Regions from separate parts of the Homo sapiens genome. Here regions 2 and 3 are each linked to region 1. Evidence: chromatin loops called from intact Hi-C (ENCODE). Cell type or tissue: PC-3. All regions are shown on one strand.

Evidence for each region. Peaks named below come from ENCODE experiments on the same cell type or tissue, not always from the same donor. Only the 100,000 strongest peaks of a DNase experiment are listed, where the experiment ranks them.
Region 2: it touches region 1 in a loop (5-fold over the local background); 2 of 110 quality-filtered maps call a loop at or near these places.
Region 3: a loop joins it to region 1, with 9 times the contacts of the local background. A loop is called at or near these places in 3 of 110 quality-filtered maps.

Annotation. Positions count from the first base shown.
Region 1 is chr2:31,332,821-31,335,320 of GRCh38, reverse strand. It overlaps XDH (xanthine dehydrogenase), which reads left to right. Exons shown (of 36, transcript NM_000379.4): 36 at 1-1,000. Among named protein-coding and RNA genes, the nearest start is that of XDH, 81 kb to the left of the region's middle. In PC-3, CTCF peaks have their summits at 1,335 and 1,540 (motif pointing right); DNase peaks (open chromatin) are centred at 770 and 1,560; H3K27ac peaks cover 1,567 bases.
Region 2 is chr2:31,728,523-31,731,022 of GRCh38, reverse strand. LOC107985862 (a long non-coding RNA gene) reads left to right here and starts at 1,736. Exons shown (of 6, transcript XR_001739388.1): 1 at 1,736-1,874. In PC-3, a CTCF peak has its summit at 1,136 (motif pointing right); a DNase peak (open chromatin) is centred at 1,132.
Region 3 is chr2:31,383,887-31,386,386 of GRCh38, reverse strand. All of the region lies in intron 9 of XDH (xanthine dehydrogenase), which reads left to right. Among named protein-coding and RNA genes, the nearest start is that of XDH, 30 kb to the left of the region's middle. In PC-3, no CTCF peak of the experiment used is centred here; DNase peaks (open chromatin) are centred at 1,436, 1,826 and 2,436; H3K4me3 peaks cover 860 bases; H3K27ac peaks cover 2,110 bases.

The sequences.
Region 1 (2,500 bases):
TTGAGCACGTACAATGTTCTAGATTTCTTTCCCTTCCTCTTTGAAGAGAATATTTGTATTCCAAATACTCTTTGAGTATTTACAAAAAAGATTATGTTTAATCTTTACATTTGAAGCCAAAGTAATTTCCACCTAGAAATGATGCTATCAGTCCTGGCATGGTGGCTCACCCCTATAATCCCAGCACTTTGGGAGGCTAAGGCAGGAGAATTGCTTGAGCCCAGCAGTTTGAGACCAGCCTGGGCAACATAGAGAGCTCCTGTCTTTAAAAAAAATTTTTTTAATTAGTTGGTCTTGATAGTGCATGCCTGTAGTCCCAACTACTTGAAAGGCTGAGGTGGAGAGATCATTTGAGCTCAGGAGGTTGAGGCTGCAGTGAGCTATGATTGCGCCACTGCACTCCTGCCTGAGCGACTGAGCAAGATCTTGTCTCTGAAGAAAAAAAAAGAAATAAAAATGCTGCTATCAAAATCAAGCCCAACCAGAGGTAGAAGAGCCAAGAAGCCTGGGTTCTCATCCTAGCTCTGTCTCTTCTGTCTCTATCTTTGTGATCTTGGACTGTCAATTCCCCTTCCTGTGATCCATTTTACTGCAAACATAAGGGTTGCAGTAAAGGGTTGTCTCACGTCTTCTGCTTTAAAAGCCTATAAATATATGACCTGAAAACTCCAGTTACATAAAGGATCTGCAGCTATCTAAGGCTTGGTTTTCTTACTGTCATATGATACCTGGGTCTAATGAACTCTGCTGAGATCACCTCAAGTTTCTGCGGTTGGTAAAGAGAACAAGGGAAGAACAAACATCCCTTTTATTGCTCCAAATGGTGATTTAATCCCTACATGGTGCTGGGTGGACAATGTGTCACTGTCACATGCCTTCACTGTATAAATCCAACCTTCTGCCAGAGAGAATCTGTGGTTCTGGCCATGGAGGGAGGATAGTGGAAATGATATAGTTGGACTGGTGCTTGATGTCACTAATAAATGAAACTGTCAGCTGGTTGGCGTGTGAAAAATGCTTATTAATTATCATCACACCAAATGCTAGTATCTTCAGTATCTTGGCCAGCCTTCATTTCTTGAAAACACACACACACACACACACACACACTTTCTTACAAAAATCCCTCTCCAGAGTATCCTAGATATGCTGGCTGTTGTACAGCATGGTCAAGGTAGAAGAGCTTTAAAAACTAAACGAGTGTTTACACTGAGATCCAGGTCCATTTCAGATGATTTTCTGGGATGTTCTGGGACAGGGCCTGAGACCTGTCACTTGTTTTTAGTGAAGCTCTTGGGGTGAAGCAGTGACACAGAATTCCCTTGTGTGCTTAGGTACCAAGGTGAGAGTAGAGTGGTCATGAAAATCCAACAAGAAAGTGCTTTGTGAACTAGAAATCACTGTGCTATTCAGAGGCATCGTCCGTCTGAGACACCTTGCCTTGCCCTGTTGTCTTAAAGTGCTTCCAGTCTATACAGTGAGATGTCTTGGTCTTTTTTGGTGTTGCACAAGGAATGCAGTCAACACTGCCTGCGGTATCGCCTGGAACCTGCAGAGGGCAGTAGAAGATTGAACAAGGGGCAATATTGTCCAGGTGGCCCAGCAGCATCGCATTTGTTAACCATTAGGTACTGATTTAGGTAGGATCTCTGCATAGACCAGATGTCCTCGGAGGCTTCCCCAAGAGCTGAATTCAAAGCTGACTTAGGGTTTTAGAATGACAAAAGTCTCAAAGGAGCTCTCCAAAGACATGGGTCAGCCGTGGGAGTCTGAGCTCCAGATGAATGGCTAGCAAGGGGAAGGCAATTCTTATTTTCAGAGTATCTGCAACTTGCCAGGTGACAAGGTGAATGCTTTACCTACAGGGTCTCATTTAATCCTCCCAGTGGTTTTACGAGGTAGGTCCTTTAACCCCTATAACCACATGAAGGAGAAGCCCTACCCCTGACCATGCTGAGGGCTTACTCAGAGACATTTACTCCTAAGTGCCCACCACAACCAGCGGGCAGCTCCCTTACAGGCCAGGAAACCTGGTGTGTATTGGGAGTCACCTGCCTGTCAGAGTGGACAGTTGCTAGCCAGGCTCACGGAGGTGGATGGAGGCACCAGGATGCCCACCGTTTCATTTATAGGCAGGCTGAGGATTCTCTTGCTGGCACGGCCAGGGTACTGAGTTGTCATCAGGGCAGCTGATGAGACTCCCCTTACTCCAGAGCTAGGTGGCTGGGAGGCTGGGACAGGAGGGCAGGACAGAGGTTGTAGGAGGAACTCTGGGCAAGGGATAAGGACAGAAATAGTCTTAGCTGATTGATTTATGACTGAGAACATCCCCGAACCCATGGTATTTTTATCTTTTGCGGAGGGGGAGCCTGGAAACCTGTCCATTTGCTGCCTATTTTGGATCGTGGGACAAGATGATTCCTGACATACAGCTTCCTTAAACATGAGGTCACCCTGGTGCCCCCCAGGCCCAGGAGCCTGCCCTTTTGTTTTGTTTCTA
Region 2 (2,500 bases), 400 kb before region 1:
AGATATGAGTGGTTTATACACTGCAATTACAGTGTTGGAGTATTCTCTATTTGTACTTACTTTTACAGTGAGTTTTATACCTTCAGATGATTTATTGCTGCTTGTTAGCATTCTTTTCTTTCAGATTGAAGAACTCCCTTTAGCATTTCTTGTAAAACAGGTCTAAAGTTGGTTTAAATCCCTCAGCTTCTATTTGTCTGGGAAAGTTATTATTTCCCCTTCATGTTTAAAAGATAACTTTGCTAGATATAATATTCTAGGTCAAGGGATTTTTTTTCTTCATCACTTTGAGCATGTTATTCCATTCCCTTCTGGCCTGTAAGGTTTCCTCTGAGAAGTCTGCTGCCAGACATATTGGAGCTCCTTCATATGTTATTTGCTTTTCTCTTGCTGCTTTTAGGATCCCCCCTTTGTCCTTGATCTTTGAGAGTTTGATTATGGTATATCTTGATGTAGTCCTAAGTGGGTTGAATTTTCTTGGTGTTCTTTGACCTTCTTGTATCTGGATATTCATATCTTATTGTTTCTTTAAATAAACTTTCTACTCAGATCTCTTTCTCTAGACCAAAAACTTTTGATTTGCCCTTTTGAGGCTATTTTCTAGATTTTGTAGGCTTACTTAATTTTTTAAATTCTTTTTTTCTCCTATGACTGTATTTTCATATAGTCTGTCTTTGAGCTCACTAATCCTTTCTTCTGCTTGATCAATTCTTCTGTTGAGACTCTGATGCATTTTTCAGTTGGTCAGTTGAATTTTTTGGCTCCAGAATTTCTGTTTGATTTTTAAAAATTATTTCAATCTCTATGACAAATTTATGTGATAGAATTCTGATGAATACCTCCTTTGTGTTACCTTAAAGTTCGTTGAACTTCCTCAAGATAGCTCTTTTGAATTCCCTGACTGAAAGGTATCTTTGTCACTCCAGGATTGGTCACTGGTGCCTTATTTAGTCTGTTTGATAAGGTCACGTTTCCCTAGATTTTCTTGATGATTGTTGATGTCTGAGCATTGAAGTTAGGTATTTATCCCAGTCTTTGCAGTCTGGCCTTGTTTGTACCTGTCCTTGAGAGGGCTTTCCCAGAATTCAATGGGGATTGAGTGTTGTTACCAAAGCCTGTGGTCATTGAAGCTGTTTTAGCACTAGAGGGCACCCTAAACTGAGGAACACTGTGATTTTTGCAGACTCCTAGATACACAGCCTTGGTGTACTTGGTGGATTTGGGGAAGATAAGGGAGACTTCTCCAGGTTCCAGGTGAAGTCTGTTGCTCTTCTCTTTCACTTTCCTTCAAGGAGAAGGAGTTGGTGATATGGTTTGGCCCTGTGTTCCCACCGAAATCTCATCTTGAATTGTAGCTCCCATAATTCTCTCATGTTGTGGGAGGGACCCAGTGAGAGATAATTGAATCATGGTGGCAGTTTCCCCCATACTGATCTCATGGTAGTGAATAAATCTCATGTGATCTGATGGTTTTATAAGGGGAAACCCCTTTTCCTTGGCTCTCATTCTCTTCTCTTGTCTGCCGCCACGTGAGAAGTGCCTTTAGCCTTCTGCCACGGTTGTGAGGTCTCCCCAGCCAAGTGGAACTGTGAGTCCATTAAACCTCTTTCTTTTGTAAATAGCCCCGTCCTTGGGTATGTCTTTATTAGCAGTGTGAAAATGGACTAATACAGTCAGTCTCTGCACTGAACTGGAGTTGGGGAGGGGTGACGTGGGCACTCCCATGGCCACCACAGCTGGCACTGATTGGGTCACACCTGAAACTTATGACCTTCCAGATGAACACAGTACTGGGACTTGCCCAAGACCCACAGCCACTACTTCCTGCCTGCCTGCTGCTGCTGTTTATTCAAGACCAAAGAAGGGCACTTTAGGTAAAAGGGCATAGTTGGTGAATCCTGCTGGGACAGGGTCCATCCCACCAGGTCAGCAGATTGGTCTAGAAACACCACCCAGGAACAAAGGCTTGGAACTGGGAGCTTTAGGAATCTGCCTGTTGCTTTATTTTACTAGGCTGAGCTGATCCTCAGGTTGCAAAACAAAGTCCTCTGTACTATTTCCTCTCCTTCTCCCAAGCGGAAGGAATTTCTCCCTGCACTGCACTGCACTGCACTGCACTGCACTGCACTGCACTGCCTGGAGTTAGGGAGAAGTGATGCAGGCACTCCTGTGGTCACTGCAGATGGTGTTGCATGGGGTTGCACCCCAAGTCCACTGCCTCTGTGACCAGTGCAGCACCAGGGCTTGCCCAAGGACTATGATCTTAATCGCTGTGGCCTGACTGCCATTCAAATTTATTTGGGTCCCCAGGCCACTTTAGTCAGCTGGTGCTGAAGCTGGCCAGGATTAGAGTTCCTTCTGCTGGGGTGGGAAATTCCCCTCTGGCCCAGGGCTTGTCTAAATGCTCCCTCTGTGGGCACTGGCAGAACTCTGCCTGGTATTGTATTCCACTGTGATAGGGTGGTACTGAATTCCAGTGAAGAATCCCACACATAATTTG
Region 3 (2,500 bases), 51 kb before region 1:
CTGCCAGGGGGTCTGGGGGTGTTTCTAGGTCCTCTTGCCCATCCTCACCTCCCCCTGACTTTACTTGCCTCTGCACCCTATCCCTCTGCCCCACTGACTACCTGGAGCCCACTGGAAATCCCTGGACACTCCAGTTCCTGCAAAGGCCCCTAGCTGTGGAGTCCCACAGGCCTGGCTCAGCCCCTTGCTGGATGTGTGACCTCAGAAAAGTTGCTTGTCCTCATCTACCCTCATTTTCTGTTTTTTATATGGGGATACTAACAACTCCTTGAAGGATTGTTTTGGGTGTGAAATGAGATCCTTGCATGTAGTTGACTTCTCTCCACAAACATTTACAGAGCACCGAGCATGAGCCAGGTACTCTGGAAGGGGCTTGGGATACAAAGCTCAATTGGACATGGTTCCTTGCCTTCAAGGGCCTTCTAGTCTAAGGGAGGAGGAACTAATTTAAGCAAAGTGTCTAGGCCAGTGGCTGATGGACACTAGAGGTTCCATAAATGTCGCTTTTGACCCCACCACCCCACTTTTTCTGGGGGAGGATGTGATAAGGTAAAGAAGAGGAGAGCTCCAGGTGTGACTGTGTTTGTGTTGCCTATGACCATGGCCACCTGCCCTGTCAGTGCTACCACCTAGGACGTGAGGCCTGGAATAGTTGAACAGGCTGGGAGACTCAGAATATGCACCTCTCAGCCCCAGTGCTGTAAGAGATGGGGAGAGGTTCCCAGGTCCCTGCTAATCTCTGTCGATTTCTAAACCTGGCATGGCCTATTTCTACTTTGCTGGATCCCAAGCCTAGTGAGGATCTAAGGAGGAGACCGTGGGACAGCTGAGGACCTCTGCTGTGGAGGGGCATGCTCTCCTTCTAAGCAGTCAGGTCCTGGCTCTGGTTCCTGAAGGAGCTGCCAAGCCCTGAGTTCTGGTTGGCTCCTCAGCCACAGAGAGGAGAGCCTGGCTTGGGTCAGTGCTGATGGAGTCAGAATGGACGCCTCCCTCGTGCGCACATATACATAAGATAGAGTCCCCAACTGTGGTTTTGTGACACACTGAGGCAGCAGGGTGGGCTGAGACACACCTCAAGAAATGTGATCTTGATGGCCATGGCTCAACAGGACTCATGGCTCATGTAGCTCAGGTGTAGCTTGATTTAAGGTGGCTGGGGGAATCTTAGGAGGTCCTTCTTTTTTTTTCCTCAAAGACAGGGTCTCACTCTGTTGCCCAGGCTGAAATACAGTGGTGCAATGTCACCATAGCTCACCTCAAACTCATGGGCTCATGTGGTCCCCCACCCCAGCCTCAAGGGGATCATTTCACACTTGCATGCTCCCTGCCATGAGCCATCCAATGTCCTGGGCCCAGTTGGATTCCAAGAGAAATGAATAACAAAGATTACCTAAGTTCCACAATTAGAAATGATTTCTCAAGACCATTTCCTTCTGCGCCACTCCCTTCTCTCTTATACATACCCCAATAGCATAGTCACCTCCAGTCAACGCAGAGTGTTGGGGGAAGGCAGACAAAGAGAAAACCTTAGTAACGTAGAACTTGCTGCTTCAATCTGTGTTCTTTGTCCTGGAAGCTGATATTCAAAAGGGGCTGGTATTCAGGTGCTTCTAGGATTTCTGAAGGGAGCTTTGAAGATTCTGGAATCTGGGGATCCACAAAGCCTAGGGCCCCCTTCAGAAATCCTAAACAGCACCTGGGGGGAAGGGGGGGCAAAGAGGTCACAGGTATTTCTTTTTTAACCTTTTCCATCTATACACTGTTGGCAGGGCTGGGAGAGGTGCTGAGCCAACTGGGTCTAAGGAACAGAGGCACACTTGTTTAACAGAGGCTTCTGACTCATTTAGTCAGGAAGGCCAGAAACCACACACAGATGTGTGGCCCCGCAAAGCCAGACAACTTGAAGAACTCAGGCAGATAGTGGGAACTGGAGGACAGATTTGAAGTTTTCCCTCCCATTTTCCTTTTTTGTTTTAATGTTAAACTTTCATGTTTTTATTACGATTATACCCCAACACGAATAATCATTCCAGTACTGAAATTTGGTTATTCTTAGCTGTGTGATTTGGGCAAGAAACTTAACTTTTCTGTGCCTCAGCTTCTTCATCTATAAACAGAAAAATCATAGTACCTCATAGGGTTGTTGTGAGCATTAATTAAGTTAAAATAGGGAAAGTGCTTAGAAGGGTTCCTGACATACCTTAATTTCCTGTGTTTTCTAATGTACACAAACACACACACACACACACACACACACACACACACACTAGAGTGAATTCAAACTCATTTCATTTGAATTCAGGTAGGTTTTTTGAGAGGGAAAGAAAGACCTAGTTTTGGGCTGACAGTCCAAAGACTGCATCTAATCCCACCCCTGGTCTACTGAGTTTCCTATTCCCAGACACCTACAGTCACCAGAGAGCATATTATGATTGTGGATATGTCATATATCCTGTGTGTAATGGTGAGAAAAGCTGCTAAGGCCTGCCCTGGTGATACA